Regions from separate parts of the Homo sapiens genome. Here region 1 is linked to region 2. A link is an interaction called in ENCODE POLR2A ChIA-PET data of the cell type or tissue named here. Cell type or tissue: B cell. All regions are shown on one strand. Links, peaks and the distances in the headings refer to the core of each region. The heading gives the core; the rest is flanking DNA.

Region 1 (10,788 bases), core at 1,789-9,788, 79 kb after region 2:
TGCACCTGGCCTTTTTGAATTAGTTTTATTTGGAATTTTACAGGACATATTTGTTTTTTAAATCATCTGTCATGTTGAAACATTTTCAAATACAATCATACCCCCATTTTTTCCAGATCTTTTGAAGAGAATCTTTTGGCAACTTTAGCCCTCTAGCCCAAATCCAGAAATAACTAGAAAAAGATTCTGAGCTATGGAGCTATTTTATTGCCACAGAGTCTATGCTCTAAAGCAGTTCATTTAATGCCTGTTTACTCTGTGTTCATGGTCTCAAATTTTAACCTGCAAAAGAATCACCTGGAGAGCTGTTGACACTGATTCCTGGGCCCCTCTCTCATACATTCTGTATCAGTAGATCTAGGGTGGAGCCTGAGAATGTGAAGTCCCAACAATCCCACAGGTGGTATTGATGCCCATGCTACCAGTCCACAGACCACACCTTGAATGGCATGCACTTGTATCCCATGCACTACAATGAAAATAATTTTTCTGGTGTCTTCCTGCATAGAATATTAGAAGCAGTAAATTAGAGAGCTGTGACAAGAAAAGAAACTATTCTCACTAATAACAGCAAGAAGTGACTGCAAAAATGGAGGAGAGAGAGAACTGTCTAGGGCTGTTTAGGCTAGTAACAACAAGTACTACCATTTTTTGAGCACCTGTTATATGTTGAGCTCTATGCTAGGTGCATCACAAATATAATCTCAATCTTTAAAGCCACCCTGCAAAGTAGATATTCTGAACCCTCATTTTACATTTGTAGAAACTGTAGTACAATTAAGTGATTTACCTTGGACCACTTCACTATCATTTGAATCCAATTATATCTAGTTGCAAAGCCCACACTCTTTCCACTACATCCTGGTAACTGCTAGCCTGAGGTAAATTGAGTTTCACTTAATTCACTTAAATTCAGCACAGTAGAACCATTAATCCTAATGACTTTGAATCATTCAGTCAATACTGTATTTTGTTAAGAAGACAGGAAAAAACATATGTTTTGGGAAGATATTAATAAAAAGTGGTTAAAATAAAAATAGTTTTGGCATTTAAGAATTTTAAGCATTAAGCCAGGTGTGGGGTGCATGCCTATAGTCCCAGCTGCTTGGAGTCTGAGGTGGGAGGCTGTCTTGAGTCCAGGAGTTAGAGGCTGCAGTAAGCTGTGATTGTGTCACTGCACTTCAGTAGGTAAGAGAGCAAGACCCTGTCTCTTAAGAAAAAGTAAAGGAATTTTAAGCATTAGTTACTTGTAAAATTAACCTATATGGATTTTAACAGTGCTAGATAAATGGGCTTTTGCTGTGGTTGTGATTTATAATGCAAAAGAGAGGTGGTTCCACTTAATAGATTTTTAAGTAGTATTTTTGTATCTACTCTTACCAGGAGAGAATTCCTCTAATATTATTCCACAACAGATGGCCGCCCATATGCTGCGTTCTAGAAGCCTACCAGCATTCCCTACTTCTTCACTACTAACGCAATCACAAAAACTGACTGGAAGTTTGGGTTGTAGTATCGACAGGTTACAAAATATTGCAGATACTTATGTTGCCACCCAATCAAAGAAACAAAATTCTTTGGGGAGTTCCGACACACTGAAAAAAGGCAAAGAGGACGCATTCATCAGTAGCTGTGAGTCTGCAAAAACTGTTTGTGAAATGGAAGCTGTCCTCTCAGCCCAGGTCTCTGTCAGTGATGTCCCAAAGGGAGTGCTGGGATTTCCAGTGGTCAAAGCAGATCATAAACAGTTGGGAGCAGAACCCAGGTCAGAAGATGACAGTCCTGGGGATGAGTCCTGCCCACGCCGACCTGATTACCTAAAGGGATTGGCCTCCTTCCAGCGAAGCCACAGCACTATTGCAAGCCTTGGGCTAGCTTTTCCTTCACAGAACGGATCTGCAGCTGTTGGCCGTTGGCCAAGTCTTGTTGATAGAAACACTGATGATTGGGAAAACTTTGCCTATTCTCTTGGTTATGAGCCAAATTACAACCGAACTGCAAGTGCTCACAGGTACTTATGTGTTTTTGTACACTCCTCCCACCTTTATTTTACTATTCTTTAAAGACTCTCTACCCCTCTGGAAACGTCTTCATTATGCCACTTATAATACAACAAACAGAAAAGTTTATTTCTTTATATACATAATAATAACAAACAGAAAGATATATTTTTCCTTATTTTAAGACTAGATAATATTGAATTCCATATTTAACCAAAATCTAAACCATAAGTAGCACTTAAAAAATATATATTGTGGTTTAATTCCTTATAGTTATTAAGGAAAATTCTTCAGGACAGAGAAACGATAGGATTTATCTAGAGCTTTGACTCATGAGAATGATTCTGTCCACTTGGTGCTCATGTGAAGGTGGGAGTGATTTCTAGACTGGGCCTGTCCTGAGTAACATCTTACTTGATCAGAGACAAGTGACGGCTCCAGAAGGGAAGAGGAACAGGTGTCATAGGGTGGCTGCTCCATTCCACTCAGGTAATTATAATGCAGGTCTTAGTGCTGAACATTGGCAGTTCTTCTCTGGATGAAGTCAGAAGAAAGCTAAAATGGCCTCAGAAAGCAATACCAGTGTTTCCCAGGACAGGCTGTCACCAGACTGCACAGAGTCCTCCATGTTATGACAGACATTGCCTAGGCGTTGTATTTCTTCAGCCATTTTCCTTCTGCTACCCCAGTTTGTTCTCTCTCCAGAAACTTAAGGTTCCTCTGTCACCTGGACACAGATGACCTTGCTTTGGTGATGAGATATCCCCCTTATATTTTCCTCTACTTCTGCTATCGCAGACCCATAACTTTATATGGAGCTGAAATGCAGCAGTGCTAGAGAGCATTCCTTTTATGAAAAAAATCTCCTTTCACCAGGAGCTTCCAGAAGTTTCACCTGGGCTAAACCCAGCAGCATTTGTTAGGATATTTAGATGGAGGTTTTATTTTCACACTTGGTTCTTGAGAGGATATTCTGTAATGCTAGATTCTTCCCCTGTACCAATATTTGCCTCTCTTCTCTGTGAGTGAACTGGGTTTTTCTGACATGCCTAGACTCCTAATAAAGCTGTTTCTTCCTTGGTGAAAAAAAAAAAAAAAACATTTCCAATAGCATCTCAAGTAGCAATGTCCAGTGAAACTTTCTGCAATGATGGACATGTTTTATTCATGCTGTCTAATACAGTCAGCACTAGCCACATATGCCTACTGAGCACTTGAAATGTGGCTGATGCAACTGAGGAACTGAATTTTTAGTTTAAATAAATAGCATAAGTGACAGTGACTACTGTATTAGACATCAGAGATGTACAATTGAATAGTGTTAGTAGACTATATGCCCAAAAAAATCAATGATAAAAAGTGATGGTAAATTTGTTAATCACAGTTAAATTAGGAAACATTTCTTAAGCATTATGAACATTTGTTTCACCTGTTAAAAAATGCTACTACTTGTCACAGTTCCTAAGGTAATCATCAAGTACTTTTCTTGTCATGTTAGTAAGACTTTTTTGGTCTCTGTTTTAGTGTAACTGAAGACTGTTTGGTACCTATATGCTGTGGATTATATGAACTCCTAAGTGGGGTTCTTCTTATCCTGCCTGATGTTTTGCTTGAAGATGTGATGGACAAGCTTATTCAAGCAGATACACTTTTGGTCCTCGTTAACCACCCATCACCAGCTATACAACAAGGTGTTATTAAAGTAAGGGCAAATACTAGATATGTTATTTTAATTCAGAAAAATAAATATATATGTAATTTAAAATTTTGAGTATATACATTAAAGTAGACCTAAATCTCTCTTTTATATTTTAGAATAATGAACTAATATAGTTTGTTACTTAATACTCATATATTTTTAAACTTTTTTTATTTTGATAGCTTTAGGGATACAGGGGTTTTTGGTTACATGGTCATATTTTTGCATCATCCAGCTTTAAGTCCCCCTCCATATGTTGGTTCATATCAATATGTCTTTTAAATCTACCAATAAATCCCCATATCTGAACACTTAGTAAATCTCTTTTGTAAAAATTACAAGGAATACGTGGTTCATTGGAAATCTCTTCTTCAGTGTACTATCAAATTTTAGACATTTACTTCAGCTCTCAGCTTAGATGACACCTTTTCAAAAAGACCTTCCCTGATGATCTTATCAAAATAACTTCCCTCTAATCTTACTTATTATTTATTCTATCATAGCATCCTATTTATGTCTTGTAATTATCTTATTAATCTGTGTACTTGTTTTTTAAATTTCTCACAAATATAAGCTCCATGAGGGTGGGCATCTTGTGTAATAGGTACTAAGTATATTATTGAATGAGTAAATGCTTGATATGAATAGTTTCCATTAGAAAACAACCCAATATTAAAATAATCTTGTAAAGATTCTCATTTTTCTTTAGTTTGCTTGGATGTAGGTATTGTTTAATCACTTGCAATACAACCTAGTATTGAGCTCGCATTTCATGTGTAAGTCCCTGAGCTAGTTGCAATATAGTATATAAAGGGAAATAATATAAGCCCCTACATTCAAGAATTTCACAGTCTAGAAGGGAGAGTCTCATACTTAACTAAGTAAAACGTAAGAAATTCTGTGATGAGTACTGCAGTGGCAGTATTAATAGAGAATTGAGCATAGGGGAAACGGAAGGATTCATGGAAAAAGTATATTTTGTGTTATGCTGTAAACTTAGAAAGCTTTTTTAGTAGGGGAATAAATAGATGTGTGTCTGGGGGAAAGGAGTCTATCACTACTGTGAGAGTCATTGAAGGGGAGAAAGAGGTGGAAGGATTAATTTGGTATTACACGTGTTGCATTTAAGATGCTAGAGAAGGGTGGAAATTCAGGCCTGTGCTCAGGATAAATAATCTGTCAAGAAGCCTAGAAGTAGAGGTCTAGGATAGATATAGATACAGATATAGATATAGATATAGATATAGATATAGATATAGATATAGATATAGATATAGATATAGATTTGCAGAGAGAGCATAGTTTACGGATTTTTTCCCTCTCAGCATTAGGTACAAATATTCTATTTATACTCAACTAAGGCTGCCAGTCTACCAGGTGTCCATGCTCAGCTAAAAATGCCAGTTTCCCCATGAGAGAAACATTAAGATCTCCAAGATGGAGTCATCATTAGCATTCCACAGTAGCCAAAGACAAATTCATTTCTGCTTTGCTGTGGTGGTGGCATTTTTTTAAGCTTTCTGTGTTCTTCTGTACATATGAACTTAATTTACAAATACAGTTGTGTTACACTGATTTGTATATATTATATTTAATTTTAATGCATTATCTAAATTGACTTAAATTTTTTGTTTAGCTATTAGATGCATATTTTGCTAGAGCATCTAAGGAACAAAAAGATAAATTTCTGAAGAATCGTGGATTTTCCTTGCTAGCCAACCAGTTGTATCTTCATCGAGGAACTCAAGAATTGTTAGAATGCTTCATCGAAATGTTCTTTGGTCGACATATTGGCCTTGATGAAGAGTAAGTGTGTTCTTCCCTCCACTATAATTGGGAATCTTTTGTCTTTTTTCTTTTCTTTTCTTTTCTTTTCTTTTCTTTTCTTTTCTTTTGAGACGGAGTCTCGCCCTGTTGCCCAGGCTGGAGTGCAATGGTGCAATCTCGGCTCACTGCAACTTCCGCCTCCCAGGTTCAAGCGATTCTCCTGCCTCAACCTCCTGAGTAGCTGGGATTACAGGCACGTACCACCATGCCCGGCTAGTTTTTTGTATCTTTAGTAGAGATGGGGTTTCACCATGTTGGCCAGGCTGGTCTCAAACTCCTGACCTCGTGATCTGCCTGCCTTGGCCTCCCAAAGTGCAGGGATTACAGGTGTGAGCCACTATGCCTGGCTTTTTTTTTTTTTTTTTTTTTTTTTTTTGAGACAATGTCTCACTCTGTCACCCAGGCTGGAGTGCAGAGAGACACAGTCATGCCTCAGCTCATTGCAGCCTTGAACTCCTAGATTCAAGGGATCCTCCTGCCTCAGCCTCTTGAGTAGCTAAGATTACAGGCACGCACCACCACACTTGGCTAATTTTTTTTACTTTTAGTGGAGATGGGTCTTGCAGTGTTTCCCAGGCTGGTCTCAAACTCCTGACCTCAAGCCATCCTCCTGCCTTGGCCTCCCAAAGTGTTGGGATTATAGGTGTGGGCCACCACACCCGGCAAGGTCTTTTGTCTTAAATGTAAAATTTAGTGAACTCACTCTTAACGAAATCTTTTGGTCACCTTTAGAAAAAATCTGCTAAAAGTAATTTTCCAGGTAAATCAATGTATTATTTGCCATATGATGTTCTTTCTAATATAACTTCATCCTTTATAGTTCATTCACTAGTTAGAAACTAGAAACAAATAAAAGCTGCATCAGATGAAAGTGATAGCTAAGATTTGGCAGATAGTATTAACATGAGAAGATTAACTGAAAAGACAGGTGAGGCTGGGCGTGGTGGCTCAAGCCTGTACTCCCAACACTTTGGGAGGCAGAGGCAGGTGGATCACCTGAGGTCAGGAGTTCAAGCCTGACCAACATGATGAAACTGTCTGTACTAAAAATACAAAATTTGCTGGGCGTGGTGGCACATTCATGTAATCCCATCTGCTTGAGAGGCTGAGGCAGGAGAACCGCTTGAACCCAGAAGGCAGAGGTTACAGTGAGCCAGGATTGCACAATTGCACTTCAGCCTGGGCAACAAGAGTGAAACTCCATCTCAAAAAAAAAAAAAAAAAAAAGAAAAGAAAAGAAAAAAAGATAGCTCATGTATTCTCAGTGACAGATTACATAAAGGATCCATATAGGAACGCCTTACTCTCCTCAGAGCCTTCAGGTCATCTGGGAGAGGAGTAAATCCCTCACCTAGAATTCCTGGATACACTGATTGCTGAGTTTTGACCCTGGTAGAATGCTGATGGATTAGCAAATAAGTGTAAAAATAAAAGAATATTTTTCTCCCAAACCAAAAGTTTGGCAGAAATTAAGCTGTAATTTCTGTTTATGATAGAATAGAGAGAAACGTGTGTCTCCTTATTGTGATAGACAAATTCAGACCTTAAAGAATTTACTAAATTGTTATGGTAGTTTCAATGCTACTTTTCATTTACATACAACTTTTGGCTTTCACGAAACAATTGTGCATTACTTTATTTGATTCTCACAATAGCCTTGAGAAGAAAAGAGGACATATATCACCACATATTTTTGACAGATAAGGAAAATGAGGCACAAAATACTTAGCTAATTTCATTCCATCCCAGAGGCAAGTTGTATTGGGATAAGAACTCGAGAATCATTCCCTTTTGCTAGACCTCTTTTTACTAGCTCACTGTCTCTCAAATACTATGTAAAATAATAATAATAATTTTCCTGTGCACTTGAAGCCCCCAAACATAGTTTCTTTGGACATAAAGGGCTCATGGATGAATTAAAATAAATCAGTTAAAACCAAGAAATTGTATGCATATTTCACTTGAATGTTTGTGTATTTATCTTGGGATGGACTTCTAGCAACAGCTTTTACCCTATTATTGGAGGGACTCTGTCATTTTAAAAACAGGTTAAGAATCCTTACTCCCCCAACTTGTTTTTATGACTTCAAAATCAAGTTAGCAAGATGACCCATAGTTGCTATCATATTTTCTTATTTTGTGATTGTTTCTAATGTGCTCTTAACTGTATTATTTATTATAGATTTGATCTGGAAGATGTGAGAAACATGGGATTGTTTCAGAAGTGGTCTGTCATTCCTATTCTGGGACTAATAGAGACCTCTCTATATGACAACATACTCTTGCATAATGCTCTTTTACTTCTTCTCCAAATTTTAAATTCTTGTTCTAAGGTAGCAGATATGTTGCTGGATAATGGTCTACTCTATGTGTTATGTAATACAGTAGCAGCCCTGAATGGATTAGAAAAGAAGTAAGTTTAAAATTATTATTTAAAATTACATCTGATAAATACTTTAGAACAGGAAAACTTTAGTATTAGTTTACTTTACTACATGAGTTTACCTATGTAAGAAGCCTTTCTGTGTACCTCTGAACCTAAAATAAAAGTAAAAAAATAATAATAACAGAAAGAAAGAAAAAAAAAGCAAGAAATTGTATTTACTGAATGTCCCTGTATGCTACTTTATTAACTGGCCCAAGTTAGTTTCTAACCCTTTCTTGATTTGGAAAACCCAGATGGAGAGAAGCATTGTAGGCCTAATATCGTACATTGAGGTAGATTATCAAGATTAAGATTGAAGACCAGAAGTAACTAATTCATATTTATTGGATATTTATAAATAATATAAATGCAAATCTATTACCTCTTTTAGTCCTAAAAATAACCCTAATTTATACAAGTGAGATTCAGAGAGGTTAATTAATTTAGTCAAATTCACCTTCTCTGAAAAGTCTTCGCAGAATGTTCCTGTTCATACCCACACAATCTTCATCCTTAGTGTGGACTAGAAACTGCCTATGTGTTCTTATAGTATCGTGTATTAATCTCTAGTGTTACACTTACAACCATTTACTATTTATAGTAATCTGTTTACTTGTCCAGTTCTCTGTAAAACTATGTATTTCTGACAGGTGTCAAAGTGTATCTTATTTCTATTTCTAGCATACATACTACATATTACTTGCCATAGAATAAGCATGAATAAATACTGAATGACTGCATGAATGAGTGCAAGCTGGTCGAACAGGAATTTAAACCATTTAAATCAGTTAGCTGTGTCTTAAATTATTTGTTCTTTTTCTTATAAATGTTCTGTTTTCTTCTTTTGTTGTTATCTTTAGCATTCCCATGAGTGAATATAAATTGCTTGCTTGTGATATACAGCAACTTTTCATAGCAGTTACAATTCATGCTTGCAGTTCCTCAGGCTCACAATATTTTAGGGTTATTGAAGACCTTATTGTAATGCTTGGATATCTTCAAAATAGCAAAAACAAGAGGACACAAAGTAAGATTTAATTTTTATGAATTTGGGGAGGGAGTTGTATAACAGACAAACCTGTTATTTGAGCACAATCTCTTTCTTCTTAGAAACTCTTTTACTAAAAGTTTAACATTAATTTTGTAATAGTATCTATCAGTTTTTAAAAAGAAGCCTAAAAAGGCTTGAAAAAGTGGCAAAAATAGAAAAAGTGATTCCCCCATGTAGTTAGTAGTTGGCAATACATAAGTGAAAGATGTCACTGATTTTTCTTACCAAGTAGAATTTAAAAGTGTATGTTGCATAGTAATACCCTTTAGTTTTCTTTAATGGTAATTATTAAAGTGAATATGAAACAAAAAATATGATAATTGCCGGTTAAACTTTTGCCTTATATAGAAAAAAAGCCTGTTCTTTGAAACAATTTTTAAAATGAAATAAATTTATGAGCTAATATTTTTCCATTGAAGGTTTTTTAGTGACCATTTGTAAATTTGCTTTAAAATTGCTTTTAACAAGAATTTAAAAATGTCTACTACCATCATCCCCATGCTGATCAAAATTTAAAAATTTATATCAAAACATTATTGTCATGATACATAAAATCAGTTCAATTAAAAAATTAGTAACCACATAGCTTGAAAACATTCTAGTATCTTCTGTTTTTAGATATGGCTGTTGCACTACAGCTTAGAGTTCTCCAGGCTGCTATGGAATTTATAAGGACCACCGCAAATCATGACTCTGAAAACCTCACAGATTCACTCCAGTCACCTTCTGCTCCCCATCATGCAGTAGTTCAAAAGCGGAAAAGCATTGCTGGCGAGTATTGAAATCATATTTTAATAACCATAAATTGAGGCTAGCTTGACTTTCCTATGTTCTTATGCCATTCACACTTTTAAAATATTTCTTGTTTTACATAAAATTTAAGAAAGATTTTTTCCTGAAGGAAACTATTCTGCTCCTTACTTTTAGTGCTTTTCTCATTCAGTTATTTCTTGAGCACCTGCCTACCATGTGCTGAGCATTGTGCTAAATATTGGAGATACAATGATGAAAAAAACAGACACAGATTCTGCCCCTGCAGAGATTGTAAAATAGTAGGGAAATGTAGAGGGTAGGAATAGAGATTATAACAGGGCAATCTACATCAGGAGTTAGGGAAGTCTCTGAGAAAGGTGTCCAGCAATCATGTTGTGGCATGCAGGAAGCTGAGCATTAATGCTAGAACTGATAAAGAATCTGTTTCTACTCAGGACAAAAGAGATGTACAACTGGGAGGGCAGCTAAAGAAGAAACAGTGCATTCAGATATTAAATAAGGAAGAATGTCATCAAATAATAAACATTAATATTGTTAGTCTTCCTTATTTTTTCTACAAAATCTGCTATCATCTTTACCCAGAAAGATAACATGAACACCACATACACAGGATATACACACATACATATATATACATAGTGGATAAATATGCATGTACACATGCACACACACACACCATCTCCAGAGTATTTGGTAAATTGTTTGAAATTTAATCACTCTTACTGTCTTAAATTCACTTAAGTTCAAATCTTTCTTTCACCCGTGTTAAGCTACTTCTGTGTTCAATGCTATGCAAAAATTTTAAACCATGTGAAAAACTCACTTGTAAAGAAAAGCTACCAAGTACCCATTGTTTTGCAGTAGTATGTTTAAATTATGCTAAATCAAACTTATATAAATAAAACTTCTAAAACATCTATGTAACTAAACTTACTGCCCTCTACATTCTTCCTTATTTAATATCTGAATGCACTGTCTCTTCTTGAGCTGCCCTCCCAGTTGTACATCTCTT
Region 2 (10,788 bases), core at 1,169-9,168:
ACTTGAACCTGGGAGGTGGAGGTTGCAGTGAGCTGAGATCATGCCACTGCACTCCATCCTGGGCGACAGAGCGAGATTCTGTCTCAAAAAAAAAACTGTATATATATATATGCACACATACACCCACACATATAAAACCTATAGAATAGGAACACAGTCCTGGTAGAATAATGAGCTAAGATTTTGAAAAAGTTGGGCTGACCTTTTACATTTTATATGTAGAGAACGAAAATGAGGCCAGGTGCAGTGGCTCACGCCTGTAATCCCAACACTTTGGGAAGTCAAGGCGGGAGGTTCACTTGAGCCCAGAAGTTCGAGACCAGCCTGGACAACATGGTGAGACCCTGTCTCTACAAAAAGAAAGAAAGGGCGCAGGGGTGGGGGATAGGGCAGTAGGGGGAGAGAGAGAGAATGAGTATGACAAATAAATAATAGATTCTTACCAACAAATGGACCCAATAATCAGATACAGAGAACAAATGAAATTTCTTAGCTTTCTTCTCTTCTCTGACATGGAGAATGATCTACACACAGACTAAGAAGGGTACAAGTGAGAAAAATAAGAGGAGAAAATTGAAGCCCAAGATTGGGGAGGAGATTGTATCAGAACTCTGGATGCTCTAAAATGAATTCACATCTCACGGTCAGATTCTGAGAACATTTGTTAATGTCATTGCTCAACTAATAATCTTTGAGTAATTATAGTGAAATGTGAAAACTTGTAGAAGCCTGTGGAGGAATAATGTTCTAAAATTTAAAAAAATGTAGCTTCCATAGATTTTTGTAAACTTGATGTTACTTCCACAAAAGACTCTAGAGATCATTTTTAAAGATTTTCAAATATTATACTTAAAGAAAAGATGAGCAATAAAGGCTATGTAGGCTTTCTAAGAATTCATTCCAGATAACCCAGTTTCTACCTATAGAGTCTACATTTACAGATTAGGAGAATGCTGCAGCTGTAATATATCTAGATTCCCATGGAGTATTTGACAGTCCACCATTCTATACTTGGGAACATGAAGGAGAGTTGGATTATAGTATGGGTATAGTTATTGAACAATGGAACTCAATCTTGATTTAGTTACTCATTGGCAGCCTGGCAGGAAGTCTCTTATGGGCTGCTGTTTTTTGACCCTGTTACACTCATCAGTTTAACACCTCCTTCCCACTTCTCACTCTCAGCTGGCAGTCTTGCTGTTTATTGCACCAAGAAAATAGAAGCACCTGAAAAAAATTCTTGGTCCTCCTATTGCCAAATATACTAATCTTCCTACATCTATACTCGTATTCTCTGACATTCTTCTTATTCAATTAGATGAACTGCCACTGTTCCTTCCACTTGTATGTTGGTCTTCTTCGTTTTGCCTACTCATTGTTCCTAGAATTCTCTCTTCTCATTCTAGTTTTTCATCTATTTTCCTTTCTCTGTTAGAGAAACATACTATGTTTCAGCTTAGAAACAAGCTATAATATTAATCAGGTTTTTTTTTAACCTCACTTATCTCATGTCCTCCTCAAGCCATCACCCGTTCCCTTGCATGCTTTGTGGCAGAACTTCTCAAAAGAGCTGTTTAAATTGCTTGCCTTCATTTCCTCACCACTCTTTTCCACCCCACCAAGACCATTCTTTGAAAAGATTGTCAGTAACTTCCATGTTGCTAAATCCAGCAGTCAATTCCCAGTCTTCATCTTACTTAACTTAACTTCTCAGAATTCTTTTTTTTTTTTTTTTGAAACAGGGTCTCACTCTTACCCAGGCTGGTATGCGGTGGCTCAATCTCAGCTCACTGCAACCTCCCCCTTTCAGGTTCAAGCAGTTCTCATACCTCATCCTCCCAAGTAGCTAGGATTACAGGTGTGCACCACCATGCCGGCTAATTTTTGTATTTTTAGTAGAGATGGGATTTCGCCATGTTGCCCAGGCTGGTCTTGAACTCCTGGCCTCAAGTGATTAGCCTACCTCACCTTCCCAAAGTGCTCTGATTACAGGCTTGAGCCACTGCACCCGCCAGCTTTCTCTCAGAATTTTTGATAGCATTGGTTACTCTTTTCTGTTTCAAGCTTTCTTCACCTGGTTTCTGGGAGATACCACTCACCTGATTTTTCTCCTGCCTCACTTGCTGTTCCTTCTCAGTCTCCTGTGTTGGATACTTACCCTCTCCATTGACTCAGCCATGCTAAGCCCAGGGCTCAGTTGTAAAACCTCTTCTCTGCTCCCTTACACTCATTCTCTAGGTCCTCGCTGTTCATTATAGTAGCCCCTAGCCACATGTGGCTTTTGTCTGCTATATTGTGTGGCAGAAATTATAGAACAGGCTCATCGTCTCAGAAAGCTCCGGTGAACAGCACTGTTCTGGGTTATTTCATCTGTCTAGTTCCATGGCTTTAAAAATTTATTGATGATATCCTGATGATTCCCAAATTGATTCACTAGTTCCAGCTTCCCTGCCTGTTTTGATCTTCAGCTGCCTACTTGATTACTTAATTTCTAAGAAACCTATCACACCTAACATAGCTAAAACTGAACGTTATTTTCCCTCACAACTGTTCTTATGTCAGTCTTACCTATCAGTAAACAGTACTATTCTTCACACAGGCTAAAAAACCTTATAGTCTTTTTTGGGTGGGCATTGGGAGGGACTTGCATTCTTGGGGAGAAATGGTTTCAGGGGAACACTTCTATTTCCTCTTTCCATGCTTACTTTAGTTCCTGAGAAGGAAGAATGGGTTGACTTTTCTCACTTTTTCTTTGCAATTATTTTTTACCTCTTGTCCTCTTGCACTCAATATCCCGTACATCCAGCATACATTTATCTCAGTGGCTTGGAACGCACGTTTCCCAGATACCCACATGGTCCATTTACTTATTCCATTCAAGTTTTTGCTCAAATATTACTGCTTCAGACCTTCCTTGTCCATCCTATCTGAAACAGCATTCCTGTCACTCTATACCCTTACTTTGTTTTACTTTTTCATCGAATTAACATGACCTGACATTATAGTGTATGTTTGCTTTTCATCTGTCTCCACCTCACTATAATACATGATGGTAAGGATTTTGATTCTGCTCTAAACTCAGTGCATAAATTAGTAGCTCACATACAGTAAATGTTCAATAACATTTGTTGAATTAAATGGCATATTGATGAAACTTCTGATGACATAAAATGAGAGGTAGCTAATACATTAAATCAGTGTTTGTGTATGTATGTTTTGTTTTTGCTTGTTCATATTTTACATTTTACCAGTCACTATATGAGGAAAAAGTGAAACATTATTTTTCTGAGGAGGTCATTTATATGATTATAGGCATTTGTTACTATGTTTTTCATTTACGGTAAATGCTAAGGATATAAAAATTCTACGAATATCGTTGGGGCAAGTTTTCTTTGTTATGACATTATAACAATTGTTGTATTAGAAATTGAAATTATAGTGATAAAGTTAGATTTAAAATTGGGCATTATAGCTATGAAAGGTAAAAAGTAATAAGACAGGGTCCCTGGCCTTAAGTAACTTGTGACCTAGAGGGTGAAACAGTCATAGATAAGTAACTACAGGGTGTGTCTATGTAGTTTGGAAACAGAGGCAAATATATAATGGGCTAAGGGCATCATTATTAAAAATGTATCTATACTTCCAGATGTTCTGGACACCTAGAATGATACAGGATGATAAAAATTAGAATACAGGTGTGTATAAAGAGTGCTGGCAGACTCAAGGAGGACACATGTGACTGTGCTGGTGGTTAGAATTATGATCTTGGATAAAATGAAACTGCATAGATATTCAAGTGAGGCTTTGTAAACTACAGAGATAAAGAAGCCATGCCAGTTTAAGAGCATTAGAGAAATCCCTCAGCTTGGCCTAGAAAATGTCCCTCGATAAGAGAAACAGACGGATCTAGCTGACCAGCTGCCAGCTTTCACTTCTTACGGCCACGCTGAGTTAGCTGGAATCATCTTAGCATTGCAAGATAGATGGCTCTACCTTGTGGTAGTCCAAGCTGGAGGGTGGTAGTAGTCAGAGCAGCTAATATAATACCATCTTTAGGCTTACAGTTTGATCCATAATTTCCCTTCCATAATTTTATTTTATTTTTTCCCCTTCCATAATTTTAAAGTTAAAAATATCTCTATGGGCTGGGCACGGTGGCTCACATTTGTAATCCTAGCACTTTGGGAGGCCGAGGCGGGTGGATCACCTGAAGTCAGGAGTTTGAGACCAGCCTGGCCAATGTGGCGAAACCCCCCCCCATTAAAAATACAAAAATTAGCCAGGCATAATGGTGGGCGCCTGTAATCCCGGCTACTCGGGAGGCTGAGGCAGGAAAATCACTTGAACCCAGGCGGCAGAGGTTGTTGCAGTGACCCGAGATCGCGCCACTGCACTCAAGCCTGGGCGAAAGGGTGAAACTCCTCTCAAAAAAAAAAAATTTGCATGATATTGATTAGCTCAGGAGGCAGCAGGAACAGGTATGGAAGGTGTGTTAGGACTCTATTCCAGGGCTGTTCCACTTGGTTGAGCCGTTGATATACTGCTTTCTGGTGCTCTGCCAGAGGAATGAGGGGGTGAGACTGAAATATACCCTGTGCTTTGATAGCTGTGTGCCCTGCTGTGTGGAGCTGCACCCATCAGGAAGGGATGTTTTTTCCTAATTCACACAAAGCCCTGCATTGTCTAACACAGCTGTTTTCTGCCTGGTTTATCTTCAAGTGCCTAGAATAATGTGTGGTACAAGAACTGGTTGGCAAGCTGAAAGAAACTTAAGACAGTTTTCCAGATTTGAGCATTTTGAAGTAATTAAAGATCACTCCTGGGCCAGGTACAGTGGCTCACGCCTGTAATCCCAGTACTTTGGGAGGCCGAGGTGGGCAGATCACTTGAGCTCAGGAGTCCAAGACTAGCCTGGGCAACACAGCAAGACCCCATCTCATTTTTTTTTAAATAAAAATAATTTTAAAAATCAATCTGATTTTAAAACTTATAATTCAAAATATCTTCATGTTTGCCGCATAACTATGATAAGGAAACATTCTTCATGCTTCTTCCTGGTAAGCACTGTAGAGAAGGGGAGAGCAGGTAACTAAAGAGAAATATCCTGTTGCTATCCCAGAAATAGAAATTTATCCTTTAGTCTTCTAGAAATAACCTTCATTATATTCTACTCAAAAGATTAATTCATTTAAAAACTTCAATAAAGATATGAAATTTGATGGTGATTAATAAATTAATGTTTGGCTTTGGTATTGTCTAAGTTCTTATGTATCCTCAAATACCTTTCATCCTAACAGGAAAGTAATGGCTGTACCTAGGAACTCTGAGTTGAAAACCTTTTTGTCGTGATAGTATTTAGATATTCCGCTGCCTCCTAGATTCTAGTGTTAAGAAGACTGGTCTAATTCTCCTTTGCAGTTAACTTGTGATTTACCTGGAGGTTTTAAGTTAAGAACTGGAAGAGGAAAAGTAGAGAGCTATTATTGAGTTGCTTTTTCAGATCACTATGTTCCAAGATTCCCTCTCAAGAGGAATTCTTGAAGTAGGCATTTTTTTAGTGTGCTCCTAAGATCTAAAAATTTCATTGGTGGTTTCATACATCATGTATGAAGACTGGCCACTGATTATGTCACAACTTTGTTAAAATTATTTGTGGTTTACTATTGTGATTAATATGTCTTTTTTTTTGTAGGTGAAGCTTTGTTCTAAGAATATTTGTTTCATCTAGTTTATGAGTCCAAATGATATAGACTGTAAATGTCACAGCAGTGGTGAAAGACTGGTAAGTATATAATGTAATAAATATTAACCATCAACATGATTTTGAAGGCTTGAAACTACATAATTATCTGACATTCGTTAAACCCCAAAGTTAAAACAGCTAAACTTTTCTTAGTAGAGATGGATGTATAGTTTGTGGTTTATTCATACAATGGTATATTGCATGATGGTTTAATGGAATGAACATAACATTAAGAGGAAAAAGCAAAGTTACAAAAGGATATATACAGTATACTATTTATATCTGGTTGTTGGCTATAACCTCATGTTATATATTCTTTGTTTCTGGGTACTTTAAATATTAGAAAAAATTTAAAGAAAATACCGTGCAATCATCTCTTCAGTTGACATTAAAAATGACTGAAAGTCATTCAATTAAATTCAATATTTCTGTTAGGAAGAGGTGAATACTTCCTAATATACAAAGCAAAAGTGTCCCCATCACCACAACTGATGTTGTTCTGTTAGTGCAAACTGATACAATTAGATAGAATAATGGAAATTGTATGAATATTGGATAAGATAATTCAGAATTTTTGTTATTTGTAGATTATAGAGTATTATATCTGGGAAATTCAAAACAAAATAATAAAAAAGCTCAGAAGTTTAGATATATGATTATTATATCAAAAGAAATCCACTTCCTATGTGCCTACTATATACCAGTTTTAAATCCTAGAATATGTTACGGAAAACAAAATCCCATTCATAATAATGGCAAAAATATAAAGCGCCTTGGAGTAAACCTAACAAGAAATATGTAAAACCTACCTTATGAAATAACGGCAATTTCTACTTCAAGGAAGTAATAAGATAAAGGGGCAAGTAGTATAAGGGTGTTAATTGTAGCTTTGTTTATGATAATAAAAAGCTAGAAACAATCTATTCAAAAATAAGAGATTGGCTACATAGTAAACTATAATATAATGCTATATATGTAATATTTACATGTAGCAGTATGCCATACAGCTATTAAAGAGTGAGAGCTCATGTGAAATGTTTTTCAATATATCTAAATTAAATAAAAGCAAGTAATCATGTATATACACTAACCTATTCATATAAACATGTATATATTTTAGGTACATTTTTAAATCAGGAAAAAACATACATTTCTGTTGAGATTATAATGCCTTTTACTGATATGGCATTAACTTTTATATCTAAAAATTTATATTGATTTCCATTTTCTTAATTTCTAGAAGATAGACTTAATTATTCCCATAATTTTTCAGTTTTTCACATTTTTAATGTTTCTAAAGTTGCAGTGTATCTTGCAATGGATAGTGTCTTATAAGCACTTGTGAAGTAGTTGACCTGGCCTGCACATGAGTGCACTTGATCATAGACTTTCACATTGTCAGTGCTTCAGCAGACTTCTGTGCATTGCTGGTACTATACCTGTTGAGTTTTTAAATGTTTTCCTGGTTGTTTTCTGAAACTTTCTGCTGATACCATCTGGTAAGATCAAGAAAGCACCAGCATATAAATTTATAGAATGACGTTAGTAGCTTTGAAGGAAAATCCCAGAAACGATACTGCAGTACTCTTAAGTGCTGTGGCATGAATGGTCTTGATGGCCCAGAAGGTGATATTGTGGGGAAATTTTATGTGATAAGAAGCATTGTGTCATAGTTTAATTCTTTTTTAGTGGTGTACTAAGTAATTATGTATCCTAAAATTATGAACAGATTCAATGAAATATATTAAAGTTGGATAAATATGAACTGAATATAAATTAGGTTATTGGATTTATTTAATACTTTTACTTTCTGAAAGCATATAAAGAACCAATATTAATATATAATAGAGGTTATTGCCGTATTTTAGAATGAGAGATGCACTTTATATTTTTCTCCTTTCTAATATTCAAAAATATTAAAAATATTGATGTTTGTTATACTAAAAGAGAGTTACTGTAATACCTAGAATTTTGATGGGAATCAAAGAATTAAACTGTGAGGTCCCAGGATGAACAGGAACTAAGGTAGTATTAGGAATTTCTCTGGTACTTCCCTTTCATTTTTATCTACTTCTCTTTGTATCCCGTTGGTTCATTTTTACCTGGTTGGCTTCTTCTGACCCTCAGCTACCTCATAATGACTACCACAGCCCCATCTCTGCGTGACCTTTCAGGACATCAACTATATCCCTTTAGTTTAAATTCCCGAGAGAGAAAGAAAACCTGATTAGTCCAGTTCCTCTTTGCAACCCACACTATACGAGTCACATCTTGTGATGAGCATGGATTGTAGCTGAACTGGGGCCCAGAGCTTGACTGTGCCTCTTGGCAAGAGGCATAGTCATATGTGCACTGCCCTCTCAGCAGGGACTGTGGGGAGGGCTTCCCCCTGAAGCGGGTGAAGGGAGGTGAGGCAATACATGTCTTATTTAACTTAACATCTCTATGTTAAATATCTTTTAAAGGTTACTGGATACCTCAAAATTACTTTTAGCCCAGAGATGAAACTATTTTGAAACTCCTTGGGGATTTCGTTGTTCATGGTTTTTCCCTTCTGGAAATTTGTACATTTTCCTCTGTATTTATGTTCCCCTATTCTGTTTGCTGTAGCTTATTTCCCTTAATCTTAAAATGTCACATTACCCTTTATTTGATTTAAATATGTCATAAGAAGTGAAGTGGCGTAACTTTAGCTATTAGAATTTTTCAGTTTTTATTCACCTGATTGGAAATCCTTTTTATTAACTGAACTTTGGTGTTTGGGGAGGATGGGTCAGTGATTGTGGGCTCTATCAAGTGAAAAATGGGTTATATTTTTAAAATACCAATTTATTATAAAATATATAAAGCAAGAACATTTTATAAGTAATGGGTTTATTTTTATTGTATTTAAGAAAGAAAGTCTTCTCTCTTAAAAAGAGAAAATGTTTTCCATCCAGGTGCTGTTACTTACCTATTCTCAGCTATGCTCAGGTATTTCAAGCCTGGGACTCATTTCGCCATGGAAGGAATTATTTAAGAAGCACCTGACTAGGTCAGAACTATGCCTGAAAATATTATAGGGTTAAGTACCAATTTCCAGTAATTTTAAGCCAATCTTCAGTTAGAAACAAACAACAAAAACACATAGTTTTAAAAGTAAATTTGTATTTGTTTTCCTAATCTTTTTTTTTTGTAATACTTATTTTATAGCTCGGTCATGAGCACCGACAGTAACTCACTGGCACGTGAATTTCTGACCGATGTCAACCGGCTTTGCAATGCAGTGGTCCAGAGGGTGGAGGCCAGGGAGGAAGAAGAGGAGGAGACGCACATGGCAACCCTTGGACAGTACCTTGTCCATGGTCGAGGATTTCTATTACTTACCAAGCTAAATTCTATAATTGATCAGGTAACATTTTTATATCAAATACTTACTTTCATCAATATATGATAGTTAACTGTAGCTACATGGTTTTGGATTACATAGTTTCTGAAGCCTCCTTGAGATAAAGTCCAGTCTTTCACATTATTCCACTAAAAAAAAAGTGGACCTATTTATAACCATATTGTTTATTTGAATACTTTCAAAACGTCTGAAATATCTTAGAATTATGAATTGCCTAAGAACTAAATGGTTTCATATATACTATGCTTTTTATCGTAATATCAGTGAGATAACTATGGTTCTTAGTAGAAATATAAGACATAATCTTATATCCCTGTATCTTATGTCAGAAACATGATGAATTTTCATTTTCAATAAATATCAAGTATGTTTTTGAAAAATTTTTGGAGGCTGCTAATTCTGGAGTGAAAGCAGAGACCTCTTATGTGAACTAATAATTACTGAGTCCTTTAGCTTGTATACATCTAATTTATCAAACGTTTTTGGCTTAAAGTATGGTATGACCATATGGTTTTGCTGTTTTCTTATTATAAAATTAACAGAGTTTTAAAACTAGTTGAGACTAGATGTTTTCATCTAACCTTCTTTTACAGATGAGAAAACAGATCCAGAAACATTAAGTACTCACATAAATTAATTTTAAGGCCAAATGTGATTTATATCTTTATTTCATTTTAGTAGAAAATGAATAATTATTTTGTGATCGTAAAACTCTACAATCTGCTTTCAGGGAACTAATTAATATAGTTAGTTGAAAAAATAATGAAGTGTTTGTAACACCAATATGATGGATTTTTTTTAACACTTTGAATGTTACCAGCTTTAGATGTAAAATTGGCCATCATTAAATAAAATTTCTTTGCTGTGAAAGCATTTTGCTAATAGATACATATATTGAGGAAATATGGAGACTAAAACAGTACTTCTGTTTTCACTGTAAGCTAAGGAACATAGCAAATACAAATTAGGAAGCATTTACTTGTCATGGAATTTTCAGGACATTTGTAGGTTTATGGTTTTTTTTGAGACACAGAGTCTCGCTCTGTCGCCCAGGCTGGAGTGCAGTGGTGCAATCTCGGCTGACTGCAACCTCCACCTCCGGGTTCAAGTGATTCTTGTGTCTCAGCCACCTAAGTAGCCGGGACTACAAGTGTGCATCACCACACCCAGTGAATTTTTGTATTTTCAGTAGAGATGGGGTTTCACCGTGTTGACCAGCTGATCTTAAACTCCTGACCTCAAGCAGTCTACCCCCGTTGGCCTCCCAAAGTGCTGGGATTACAGGTGTGAGCCACTGCACCCAGCCAAGTTTATGTATTTTTATTCTTTTTCATGAATGTGATTTGTTAAATGAGTGATTAAATATAATTTTTATATATTTGTATGACTTTTCTGTAAATAAAATTTAAAATCAGAAAAAATCATGTTAGACCATGTATAGTGATTTATTTTGAAATTTTGATTATTTAATATGTACACCATGCTCTGTTCTTCCCCACAATAAAAAAATTCAATGCTTTGTCTTCTTTAAAATATACCATATAAATAGCATCAGTAATAGTAAATATCGAGGAATGACTCTAATAAAATATGTACAGTACTTCTGCATGGAATTCTATAAAACATTATTGAGAGAAACTAAAGAAGACCCAAATAA

The links. ChIA-PET counts read pairs that join two places held together with the same protein. Peaks named below come from ENCODE experiments on the same cell type or tissue, not always from the same donor. Only the 100,000 strongest peaks of a DNase experiment are listed, where the experiment ranks them.
Region 1: POLR2A ChIA-PET joins it to region 2 with 8 read pairs; 4 of 35 experiments call an interaction of 5 or more read pairs at or near these places.

Annotation. Positions count from the first base shown.
Region 1 is chr1:235,750,195-235,760,982 of GRCh38, reverse strand. LYST (lysosomal trafficking regulator) reads left to right here. Exons shown (of 53, transcript NM_000081.4): 23 at 1,384-2,011; 24 at 3,525-3,702; 25 at 5,336-5,505; 26 at 7,709-7,939; 27 at 8,812-8,978; 28 at 9,621-9,773. Among named protein-coding and RNA genes, the nearest start is that of MIR1537, 97 kb to the left of the region's middle. In B cell, for the core only: no CTCF peak of the experiment used is centred there; no DNase peak of the experiment used is centred there; H3K27ac peaks cover 301 bases.
Region 2 is chr1:235,828,572-235,839,359 of GRCh38, reverse strand. It overlaps LYST (lysosomal trafficking regulator), which reads left to right. Exons shown (of 53, transcript NM_000081.4): 2 at 5,693-5,782; 3 at 8,936-9,134. The coding sequence starts at 8,943. Among named protein-coding and RNA genes, the nearest start is that of MIR1537, 19 kb to the left of the region's middle. In B cell, for the core only: no CTCF peak of the experiment used is centred there; no DNase peak of the experiment used is centred there; H3K27ac peaks cover 950 bases.